Regions from separate parts of the Homo sapiens genome. Here regions 2 and 3 are each linked to region 1. Evidence: chromatin contacts called from ENCODE Hi-C or POLR2A ChIA-PET data. All regions are on one chromosome and are shown on one strand. The core of a region is the stretch at or near the end of the contact, and the rest is flanking DNA. Distances in the headings are between cores, read along the strand shown. Region 1 overlaps LOC101927896 (a long non-coding RNA gene). Region 2 has its middle 88 kb from the start of LINC01173. Region 3 overlaps LOC101927896 (a long non-coding RNA gene).

Evidence for each region. Hi-C counts contacts between places; a loop is a spot of excess contacts on that map. ChIA-PET counts read pairs that join two places held with the same protein, here RNA polymerase II (POLR2A). Pooled maps may share reads with other maps.
Region 2: a pooled map shows a loop between it and region 1 (4-fold over the local background). The contact joins two enhancer-like sites. A Hi-C loop is called at or near these places in 2 of 50 pooled maps. POLR2A ChIA-PET finds 5 or more read pairs at or near these places in 4 of 52 experiments (A673, AG04450, BJ and 1 more).
Region 3: a map of endothelial cell of umbilical vein shows a loop between it and region 1 (7-fold over the local background). The contact joins two enhancer-like sites. A Hi-C loop is called at or near these places in 5 of 168 maps with a recorded cell type or tissue (Calu3, HepG2, IMR-90 and 2 more) and 3 of 50 pooled maps. POLR2A ChIA-PET finds 5 or more read pairs at or near these places in 3 of 52 experiments (A549, AG04450 and HepG2).

The regions. Positions count from the first base shown.
Region 1 is chr2:234,821,677-234,825,660 of GRCh38, forward strand. It overlaps LOC101927896 (a long non-coding RNA gene), which reads right to left. Exons shown (of 9, transcript XR_002959457.2): 5 at 3,257-3,437. Among named protein-coding and RNA genes, the nearest start is that of SH3BP4, 130 kb to the right of the region's middle. Within about 2 kb of position 2,300, at least 11 of the 41 ENCODE cell types and tissues checked have a DNase peak (open chromatin) inside an H3K27ac peak, as active enhancers do; they include endothelial cell of umbilical vein, where a contact is called at or near this core.
Region 2 is chr2:234,768,313-234,772,296 of GRCh38, forward strand. No RefSeq gene overlaps it. Among named protein-coding and RNA genes, the nearest start is that of LINC01173, 88 kb to the left of the region's middle. Within about 2 kb of position 1,784, at least 3 of the 41 ENCODE cell types and tissues checked have a DNase peak (open chromatin) inside an H3K27ac peak, as active enhancers do.
Region 3 is chr2:234,879,320-234,883,303 of GRCh38, forward strand. All of the region lies in intron 2 of LOC101927896 (a long non-coding RNA gene), which reads right to left. Among named protein-coding and RNA genes, the nearest start is that of SH3BP4, 71 kb to the right of the region's middle. Within about 2 kb of position 1,817, at least 10 of the 41 ENCODE cell types and tissues checked have a DNase peak (open chromatin) inside an H3K27ac peak, as active enhancers do; they include endothelial cell of umbilical vein, where a contact is called at or near this core.

The sequences.
Region 1 (3,984 bases), core at 1,050-3,549:
TGGACACCTCTCTTGCCTTTATGCTGGCAGACCCATGGGCGAGCTCAGGGCCTCTCCTCTGTCCCCGTAGAGCACTTGGGATGCGACTATCACAGCCAGGTCACTGCATTGAACATTTCTCCTTGTGTGTCTGCCTCTCACACAGGATGGTAAGCTCTCAAGGCCGGGACCTGTGTCTTACTCCTCTTGTATCCGCAGAGTTCAGCCCAACACCAGGCACGTAGGAGGAGGTTAATCAATGATTGATGGAATCAGTTATTCAGGAACCCCAAGCATAATCCTTTGTGGGAAAAAATGTCATTGCTAATTTAGGAATCAATCCTAATCCTAATCAGTCCTTTAGCCATTTTGAATACAGGTACCTTCCAGTTTAGCTTTTCAGATGCAGTTTCCATGAGGAAACTGACCCAGAATTGACCAATAGCCCTGGAATAACTTCTGTGTCATCAGACGACAATGATTAATTTTGGAAATGTGTTACCAGATACTTAATTTACTGCAAGTTCATTTTGGAAATGAGATATTTAACAAAATATGCTTTAAATTTGACCATAATAACACATTCTTGTCATTCTACAGGGATTACTATAAGCTTAAATGATGTAATAAATTTAAAGGTGCTTCAAAACATTTCAGCACTGATATGAACATAATACATTACTATGAAGGTCATTTTTATCTTCATGATTAATGTGGTGTGGTCTCCTGATACATCCCACAGAAAACTGAGAATCTGAGGAAGTAGAAAATGGATATAGTTTTGCCATTTATTAGCATGTGGCTCAGGCAAGTAATGTCACTGTTCTGAGGCTCCATTTCTATCAAAAACAAATGAGGACCATAATATCTACCACATAGGGCCAAAATCAATGAGCTAATGTACGAAGAAAGCCTAGAGTTCCAAAGGAGAATGGCGTTGGTGATGATGGTAGTGTTGGACAGAGATGGTGTTGATATGATTGTGATGGTGATGGTGACGGTAATGACGATGGTGTTGATGATAGTGATGGTGATGATAGTGTTGGTGATGAAGATGGTGTTGGAATGGGGATGGTGTTGGTGGTGGTGATAGTGATCGAGTTGGAATAGTGGTGGGGTTAGGATAGTGATAGTGTTGAGATGAGGACAGTGTTGGTGATGGTAGTGATGGTGATGATAGTGTCGGAATGGGGATGGTGTTGGTGGTGGTGATAGTGATTGAGTTGGAATAGTGGTGGGGTTAGGATAGTGATAGTGTTGAGATGAGGGCAGTGTTGGTGATGGTAGTGATGGTGATGATAGTGTTGGAATGGGGATGGTGTTGGTGGTGGTGATAGTGATTGAGTTGGAATAGTGGTGGGGTTAGGATAGTGATAGTGTTGAGATGAGGGCAGTGTTGGTGATGGTATTGATGATGGTGATGATAGTGTTGGAATGGGGATGATTATGGTGATTATGATAGTGTCAGTGATGGGGATGGTGTTGGAGATGATGATGGTGACGATGATGGTGATAAGATGGGGATGGGGATGGTGATAATGAAGGTGCTGGGATGGGAATGGTGATGGTGATGGGGGTGTTGGGTAATGGGAATGGTATTGGTTATTATGACAGTGGTGATAATGATGGTGATGATGATGGTTCTGGTGATGATGTTGTTTATGGTGATGGTGTTAGGATGGTGCGTTTGAAAGCTGACAGAGTGAAGTGCCATAACTTGGCTTAGTGCGTTGCTCACAAGGAAAGCATTTAGTAAATTTCTTTTGACTGAATGAGTGGAATAAGTGGCTTTGGGAGGCCTTTTACTCTACTACACTTTGTCTCAATATTAAATTCAGCAGCCAATGATATCAGAACCCAAACTGTATTTACATAAATGTGAAGGAGAGACTGGCTTTCTGGGGACTGACATTTTTGCTTGATACTGATTAACTTATATATTTCAACTGAAATCTGGTTTCAAATGTTTGAGATTTTGAATGTTTTGCCTTCTCTTTTTTCCTTTGCCCACGTATGATCTCAGTTTGCTTTGTGACCCCTGTTGAGCAACGCAGAGGACTTTCCAGCTGTGGCCTAGGGCCGATGCTCTAGTCCCTCCGTGCCTGACTGCACTTGAATGTAAGACAGAGCTGATCATGAAGAATACTCTCCTTTCCCGTAAGCACCACTTTGGAGCAATGACTAGAAGAAAGGTCCAAGCTCAGCTCTAAAATTAAAATTAGCCATGTTTCATCAAATGTAGACTTTGGCAAAGAAACCATTTCTGCCTCATAGTTAAACTCTGAGTGTAAACAAAGAAGTCACCAAAGACATGTGACTCCTTCTTGGCCAGACAATAGGGGTCACTGCCCATGTCTCTGAGTCAGAGGTAGTATCCATTCCTCCGCCAGCTGGTTCTTCCCAACCAAACACCCACACTGCAACTTAATGATTAGCCATTATTCTTTCTTTCCTCCTCCTCTAACCAGCCCTCCGTAGCAATGTCCAGGCTCATTCCACAGATGTTTGTGTGAGAACAGATCTATGTTAAATCCAGATGAGAAAAATGCCTGAAAAGGAGGAAATGATTTAGTTTAACAACAGAGGACTTAAGTGCAAGCAGATTGACATTAGTTTGTGCCTAGAAATTATGACACATCTGCAATCCCACAGAGGAATTGTGCTAAATGGGCCCACACAGCAGGAGCACTGGCCTGAAAAACAGCCTCATAACATGGAATCTGCTCCCAGATACAGAATAAGTTATGTGTTTTTTTAAGAATGCGATCTCGTTGCACACATAGAAGCATTTGTGTTATCAACTCACTTCCTCAAAAATGCTTGTTATTGGCATAATTTAAATTAAGACCATCAAACTAAGCTCCAGAAAGAGCACAGTGTTGTAACTAAGGAGAAGAGACAATATACTCTCAGAAATTATTATTATTATTATTATTATTATTATTATTATTTTGAAACAGGTCTCTGTCACCTGGGCTGGAGTGCAGTGGCATGATCTCGGCTCACTGCAACCTCTACCTCCTGGATTCAAGCGATTCTCCTGCCTCAGCCTCCCAAGCAACTGGGATTAGAGGCACCCACCACCACACCTGGCTAATTTTTGTATTTTTAGTAGAGATGGGGTTTCACCATGTTGGCCAGGCTGGTCTCAAACACCTGGTCTCAAGTGGTCCACTCTCCTTGGCTTCCCAAAGTGCTGGGATTACAGGCATGAGCCACTGTGCCCAGCCAGAATTCTTCCTTAAGGACCAGAGATATCATAACCAAAGTTACTTACTGAGAAGTGCATCCTCGACTTCAGAAGTGATTTTAGTTTTGATTTTTGGTTACATCTGTCATCTGTTCATTCATTCACTCATGAATTATTTCTCGATCACTTGCTAAGTGCCAGGCTGCATGCTGTTCTACTCACAGTATAATTCTTCTTTAAGCATTTATTACATTCTAAAAGAAATTTCCTGCAAAAAAAAAAAAAAAAAACTATAATATGTGATTAAGTTCAAGTTGCTATCTCTAAGTCTTATTAAGCAAAGCTATAGTATAAACTACAGAAAGATCTATGACCCTCTTCACTTGTCTAGTTAATGACATTAAGTTTGACTATGAGAAAATATTTATTTCCTTTAGTGTAAAAATGTATATCATTTCCTAAAGTGGAGACCATTTTTAGAAGCATTAACAGTCCAGACGTGTTTGGACATTAGCACCATTTTATTTTGCCTGTCAAAATAAAGATTTTATCCCAGCTGTTTTCCTCTTTCCAAACATGTCTTTCCACATGATCTGGGCTGAATTGTGTCTGAGAAGTATAAGTGAAAAACTCACAAATCACTGTGAATCTAAGATCCAAATATGTCATCTTAATTCTGGTAACTTACTCTCTTGAGACTTTGTATGAAGGTGACAATTTCTCAGAGAAAATATCCCCTACCTTAGAAATGAAGGCTATCGGGGTGTCAATCACTGAAACATGACTGAAAACAGCAACGCAAAGAGATTTTTAAC
Region 2 (3,984 bases), core at 534-3,033, 54 kb before region 1:
CCACTCCAATCCAGGATGACCTCATCTTAACCAATTACATTTGTAGCATCTCTGTCCCCAAACAAGGTCACATTCTGAGGAACCAGGGTTTGGACTCAGACACATCTTTTGGGGACACAATAAACACACTATGATGGTGCACTCATTTTCCAAACTTCTTAGTGACAAAAAGTAAAGTAGTGGTAAAGTCACCACTGCAGCAAATGTCACCCTGGTCAGGCACCAGAGCACACTGCTCCCTGCTTCAAGCCATGCCCTGGAACATCAGGGGAAAGGATGAGATTGGGGTCATGGAAGTCCTCAGACGGGGCTCCCAGAAGAACCCCAGCAGCCACCACAGAAGGGTTACGCCTGCCTTTGCCTCTGGGGCTCCAAGTGCAGGTCCGCCTGAGACAAGACAACACACTCAGATCTAAAAAATCAGTGGAATCCTCTTGTTCCTCTTAGGTTCATGCAAAGCCAATTCAAGAGTCTGGCCAACTCGTTCCTCTCTGAATGAAGTGAGCTTTGGAACATGACCCACCATTTGAGAGTTAGTCATGGGGTGGTGACTGCCAGACACAATTCTACCCCTCCCTTTCCTTTCTAAAATAACCCCAACCCCTGTTGGTACAGCCGGGTACAGAGACAGCCTGCGAGCCCATCCCAGCCATCACAGCAGCAATCACAGGGTTCAGTCCAGGGCTGGCCATGACCCCCGAGCCGTCACCTTTCCCAGGACAAATGCATGTGTGCTGGTAGCAACAGTTGCTCTCTCCTGCAGTTTCAAGTTGGGAGGCTGTGAAGCTGGGACTCGATTCACCCTCTTCCTCCCCTGAGAAGAAGGTTTGCCCTGGTCTCACTGAGGCCCTGGCCCCTGAGCCTGGTTCTGCAGACCTGCTGGCTCTCCATAGCTCCCATGGCGCTCTGTTTCTACTCCTGAGACTTTCAACCTATTTGTACCTTGGTTCTGATACAACCTCCAGTGTCACTCCTATTGAGACTTGCCCATAGAGCTGGCCCTAGAAGTGGACGCCATCTGCCAAGGACAGTCCCCACTCCAGCCACTACCACCTCCCTCCATCACCTGCCCCACAAATACCTTAGGTGTAATACATTTTAAACTAATTTAACATTAATTAAGGCTAGGCACTGTGCTCATGCCTGTAATCCCGCGCTTTTCAAGGCCAAGGTGGGAGGATTGCTTGAGCCCAGGAGTTTGAAACCAGCCTGTGAAACATAGTAAGACCTCACCTCCACCAAAAAGCAAAAAAATTAGCTGGGCATGGTGGTGCGTGCCTGTAGTACCAGCTACTTGGGAGCCTGAGGCTAGAGGATTGCTTGAGCCCAGGAGGTCGAGGCTGCAGTGAGCTGAGATCACACCACTGTACTCCAGCCTGAGTGATAGTGTGAGATCCTGTCTCTAATAAATAAAATAAATTAACAATAATTTTGCTTATCTCCTTAGAATTCAGTTAGTTAATTGGGTAGGCTATTTTTTTTTTTTAAGTTAAGAGAAGTTCAAATGTGGTTTCTTCTGTTCTCCCACTTTGAAAGCCTCCCAGAACTCTTGTTCTTACAGCTGTCCTCAAATCAGGGAGGCATTTCCCATAGATCCTTTGCTGGATATAAATATTTCAGGCCTCACAGTGGATGCCCGTGTAGCTGTTTGAAAGACTCTTTTAAGAGGATCAGATGCGCTTTCTTATGTTTTAGCTTTTGCTCTCTTTTCCTCCCAATAACCTCTGCCCCTCAGCTCATGCCAAGAAGAGCCTGGGAAGCAGAATGAAGTCACAAAAGGAAAATGTGCAGGAGTTGGGAGGGAGGACCCGCACCCCTTTGCAGGGGGTACTTACTGGCTGGGGGAATTCAGCGCTGATAAAAAGAGATCTGTGCTGGGAGGCTCTTCGCCCAGCTGCCGGCTGGGCTGCCTCTCTCTCCACCTTCCCACAGCCTCCCTGAGGCCCTGGCCAGCTGCAGATGCTCACGGCACAGTCAGGCTTTGTGGAACCAGAAAATTAGTGAGTCAAAGGACCAGAGAATTAGAGCAAGTATGTTAATTGGATATGAGTATAGGCCTCAGTGGACGGCTGCCAAGTCCCCTTTCTCCCTGCGCTCTCCATGCCATCCTTACCAGGAGCCCGGAGCTCCCTGCTGTGAGTGCCGCATTAGCCCAGCTCCTACAGCGCGTGATCCTGCACCAGGCCTTGTGTTTGTATCCACTGTCTCCTACTAACCCCACCTAGCAATCCCACCCATCTCCATTCTGAATATAAGCTAAGTGGCTTGTCTACTTTACCCAGCTAGTGCGAGATGGAGCTGGGATCAAGATCAGGTCTGTCTGCCCCACAGCCTGCACTCTGCTTTCTCCTGGGACAGGCCACCAACTTCACTGCGTTACCTGCTGGTGGTCATCATCCTCTTAGCCTGGAGAGTTCCACTTGGAGATGGGTGTAATTGAAAGCCTCCCAGAACTCTTGTTCTTACAGCTGTCCTGTAAGAGCTGTGGCTGGCCCTGCAATGGAGATGACTGAGTGGTAGGGGGCAGGGGTGGATTTTGCCCCACAGGAGAAATTTGGTAATACCTAGAGACAATTTGGGTTGTCCCAACCTAGGAGTGGGGGGTTGCTCCTGGAATCTAGTGGGTAAAGTTCAGGGCTGTTGGTAAAAATCCTACAATGCACAGGACACCTCTTAAACAAATAATTACTCAGCTACAATGTTTCCATCTTGGTGAGGTTGAGAAACCCTGCCCTACAAAATTCTGCCAGAACAAAGTGCCTACCAGCATCCAAAATTAGCCAAAAACATGGCTAAAAGAGAGCAGGGACAGATCTATTTATTCATTCATCTGACCTGTATTTACCGAGTGCCAGCTAGGAGCCAGGCACTCCTCTTACTGCTGGGGGTTTAATAATGAACCAGACAGACAAGTCCATGCCCCCCACCCCCCAACCGGGGCTGATGTTCTAAGAGGGGTTAGAGTGGAAGGCAGAAATAAAATGAATAACAAGACACTGATAAGGGCCATTCCGAGCATTGCAATGGGGTGGTGTAAGGGGTGGGATGAGATGTCTGATTTTGAGCTGGGGGTCAAAGTGGCCCCCTGCAGAGGTGACATTTAAGCTGAGATCTGAACCACAGGAAGTAGTCAGTCACAGACCAAACAGGAGACAGGGCTTCCTAGAAAGAAGAGAGGGTTACTGCAAAATCTTTAAGATGGGGAGGAGCTTGCTGTATCTAAGGAACAGACAAAAGGCTGAAGTAGGACAGGAGGAAGGTAGGGAGGTGGATGGGACAAGATAAATGGGGCTTCTGTATGCCAGCCAGGGATAAGGGGCTCAGAATTTCAGTTCAGTGCAAGGGAATCGGCTAGAGGGTTGGGACAGGAGAATGATGGGCTCTGATTTGCCTTTTCAAAGAATGCTCACTGCTGTAGGGAGAATGAATTAGACGGCTTTAAGGGTTGAATTGTGTCTTCCCAAAAAAGATAGATTGAAGTTCTAGCCCCCGCAGTACTTCAGAATGTGGCCTTGTTTGGAAATAGGGTCTTTACAGAGATGATCAAGTTATAATGCAGTAATTCAGGTGAGCCCTTATACAATACAACTGGCGTCCTTATGAAGAGGGGAAATTGGGACAGAGACAGACACACATAGAGGGAAAATGATGTGAAAATAATGGCAGAAGCCAAGGTGATGCTCCTCTAAGCCAAAAAACTCCAAAGATTGCCAGCAAACCCCCGAGGCCAGGAGAAGGTCCTAGAACAGATTCTCCCTCATGGCCTCAGAAGGAATCAGCCCTGCTGATGCTCTGACCTCGAACTTCCAGGCTCCAGCACCGAGACAGTAAATGCCTGTGGTTTACTCCACCCAGTTGGCGGTGATTTGTTACAGCAGCCCTGACAAACTAACACAATGAGCCAGAAGCAGCCATATCCGTGTAGGTGGTTACCAGGGTAATCCAGGTGGGAAGGGATGATGGCTCGGACAATATGACACAGTG
Region 3 (3,984 bases), core at 567-3,066, 57 kb after region 1:
ATTCACTCACTATCAGGAGAACAGCATGGGGGAACCACCCCTATAATCCAATCACTTCCCTCTCTCCACTCCTGGGGATTACAGGTCCCTCCCTCAATACTCGAGGGTTACAATTCGAGGTGAGATTTCAGTGGGGACACAGAGCTAAACCATATCAGCCATATTCCATTGTGTTGTGTCTAACAGTGGAAGCTCCACATATGCAGCTAGTGTGAAGGAGGTGATCTTAAAATCCATTCGAAGAGGCTCAACTGGTGGAAGTGCTCGAATGGGTCCTATGTGATTCAGCTCCATTCTCATCCACTTGCAGCTCTGGATCGAAAACCCAGAGATGAGTGACATTCTGTTCTTATGGGTGCCCAGAGTGGTAGCTGGTGTATTTGAGGATGGCAGATAGTGCTATAAAACAAGAGTCCCGTTGAGACTTTGCTCAAACAGAGCCCCCGCCTGTCTGTTGGAGATTCTTTGTTTCACCCTTTTCAGTAACCAGAGCCACAGCTTCTTTGCTCACGTCCAAATGGAGAAAAAAAAATGGCTGAGCTTTGCACTGCCTGGGTCACCCCTAACTCAATCCCTGCCACCAGGCTGCAGATTTGGGTAGCAGTTTGTTGCCCTAACACAGGATAACTGTGATTGGTTGATATCAATCAAGATATGTCCCTAAAGACCCAGAGGAGCCAATCTCAATCAAGCCTTGGCTGCAGCACAGTGAGAAGTCCCCTGGCATGGCCAGGAGAAACCTACTTTGCCCAACAGGTACGTATCCATGATTGGAAAGGAAAAAAGACCAATTTGTACTGAACCTATATTGAGTACTGACTAAGGAGCTTTTACCATTTAATTTAACCCCAACAGTCCTTAGGGGGAGGGCTTGCTATGCTTATTTCACAGATAAGAAAACTTTAGCTCAGAGAGTATGAGTCATTTGCTTAAGGTCCCACAGCTAATATGCATCAAAGCTTATCTCACCGATTTCATATGCTGCTTGGCACAGCTTGTTAATGACCCTGAAGTCCATCCAAGCTAGACCTGGGAAATACATTTTAGATCCCATTCCCCCAAGTTTTGTTGTTAAAACTCATGTAGAGTATTTGGAATACATATATATGGAATATGAACATATATATATATATAAAAACATATATATATATGGTTTAGACTAAAGTTGGAAGGAAAACTAAAGATATGTTTTTTCCAGTTAAGCATCTTCTAACAGTTTAAGTAATTGGTTTGTGTTATCAGATTGTGGTCTAAACTAGATCACAGGAATGAATCATAGCTGATGTAATGCACACATGTCTTAGCACAGCTATTATGTGGTACCCAGGTGCACTGAATTTTACAATATGAAACCAGAGCTCTGCCCTTGAACCCGGTGAGCAATTATGGCATCATGAACTAGGCACTTGGATGCAGTTCAAAGAGCTGAGAACAAGTTACGAAAACGCAGGGAAAGTAAACTTCGGAGTTCCAGAGAGGTCACTCAATCTCCTCCTGGCCTTGCAGAGATGCCGATATCAGCTCCATGTGAAAACTGGTGGGGAAAACCTACAAGTCCAGGCTTTCACTTTTCCCTTAAAAGAACAGGGGTTGTCCTGAGCTGTGTAGCCTCTGGGATGGTGAGTCTTCCAGAAAATTTTCTCCCAGGGGACTTCACGGAAGAAGAAATTCCCTTCAAACTTGGGCTTTTCAGTTCTGTTACTAGCATTTGGGATTGGACCAATAGCCCCTGATGGCAATTCTGGTTGGGCAGGGGAAGTGTGAGAGTGTGGTGGGCAGGTGGGTAGAGGTGGGAAACGAAGCAAAGGGACAGAGACATGCAGGCTAATGTGGATGGTGGAGACCTCCCAGCAAGGGCAGCACTGCCTGCAGCAATGCCAGAAAGACAGCCTGAAAGAGAAGCTTTCTGCAACCTTAGTTCTTTTTGCTCAGGAAGTACTAAAGTTAGAACCTGCTGTCTTTTAAAAAGAAATGATGTTATTTCACAGATCCGCACATTTAAATAACAAATAAGCCAAGACAAAACAAAACAAAATGTGAAGTCCTAAAATTTAGTTAAGATACATTTTTCTTCTAAGAGACTGCATGGAAATTTTGTTGTTGAAATAATTCACTGTGCTGAGCTTCACTTGAAATGCTTAAATACCTTGAAACCATTTCCATTTTTGCCTTTACTCAAAATAAGTGGTTACTTTCTAATGAATGAAAAGCCCAGTATGTGAAAAGTGTGGCTTAGGCCAATAAAAAGGGAGGTAACAGCATTTTAGTAGTTTCTCAGAAGCAGTTAAAAAATAACACAATGAAGTTTAACAGGCTGAGGAAACATCACACCCCATCATTAAAAACAGCAATGCCAAAAATACCCAGGGGTGAACAGAGGTGAGGGAGACTGCCAAAAGATTATTGCTTGAAGGATTGCCTTTCCTTGTACGGGTACCTACCCAGGGCAGTTGCTCCAGGTTCATGCAGGGGTGGCCATATTTTGTATCACGTGATCCTCAGTCCACAAGCTGATTGGACCAGAGGAGGCCACTTCCCCAGAGGCTGATCAGAACACCGTGATACAGCTCCCTGCAGGGGGCGCTGCGCTGTTTTTGCAGCCAAATGCAAAATGAAACTGTAAGTGCTCTCATTCAAAAAGCAGGAGAAACGTGCCATGGAATGTAGTAAAAGATAAGGCTTTTCCCTTTTTCTACAGTCTCTCAATTTGTTATGGTGTTTTTACTTTGCTCCTTGAGGTCGTTTTGAGTAAAGAAAGAATACAATTTTAAATCATTAGCATGAATTTTACCATTACTCTTCATATTGTGCAATTTCACGTTTAAATACAAACATAAGTACATTTAACTCATATGCAGCATCACCAAAATTACACAATTTGTATTTTGTGGCTTGTACATGCATATATATTTCATTCTTAGCAGAACATTGGAAACACTACAACACATGAACTCAACTGTCTTTATTTCACTTCTTGGTGCACACATTTTCTACTAACAACCTCTACTTTTGGCTTATTGATGAATAAGGAAAGACTTAAAAAAAAAAAAAAAAAAGGAAAAAGCAAGTCTGGCTCTCTTGCCCTTTCCTTCTAAGTCCTCGTTTTCAGCATAAGGGGTTAGCTGGCATAGCTCTGAAGCCTGAATATCTGAGACAGATCTCAGTTAATTTAGGAAGTTTATTTTGCCAAAGTTAAGGACATGCACCTGTGACATAACCTCAGGAGGTACTGATGACATGTGCCCAAGGACATCGGAGCACAGCTTCTGAGAAACCATTAAAATGGTGTCACCTCCCCTTTTATTGTCCTAACCCACACTTTTCACATACTGGGATTTGCATTCATTAGAAAGTAGCCACCACCTGATTTGAGTAAAGGCAAAAATGGAAATGTTTTCAAGGTATTTAAGCATTTCAATTGAAGCTCAGTACAACGAATTATTTCAACAACAAAATTTTCATGTAGTCTCTACAGAGATATGAGACATCAATCAATATATGCAAGATAAACATTGGTTTAATACTGAAATTCCAGGTCATAGGTAGATAAGAGACAAATGGTTGCATTCTTCTGAGTTTCTGATGAGCCTTTCCAAAGGAGGCCATCAGATATGCATTTATCTCAGTGAAGAGTGGGATGACTTTGAATAAATGGGAGGCAGGTTTGCCCTAAGCAGATCCAGCTTGACTTTTCCCTTTAGCTGAGTGATTTGGAGGCCCCAGGATCTATTTTCCTTTCATGTAAGGAAGTCACATGAGTAACGAAGGACATGACAGAGTCCCTTGGTAATTCACGTTTCTCACAGTGCCATTGACTTCCTCCAACTTCTAGAGCAAGTCCTGGATCTAGTGACACATGTACTGAATAAATGACAGTGGGAAGCAGAGCAAAACTCATGGGGCCAAGATACTTTCATTTTTCCACTTTTTTTTTTTTTGCTGGCACTTTGTGTTGCTGTGATATGTAAACATAGATGTCAATTT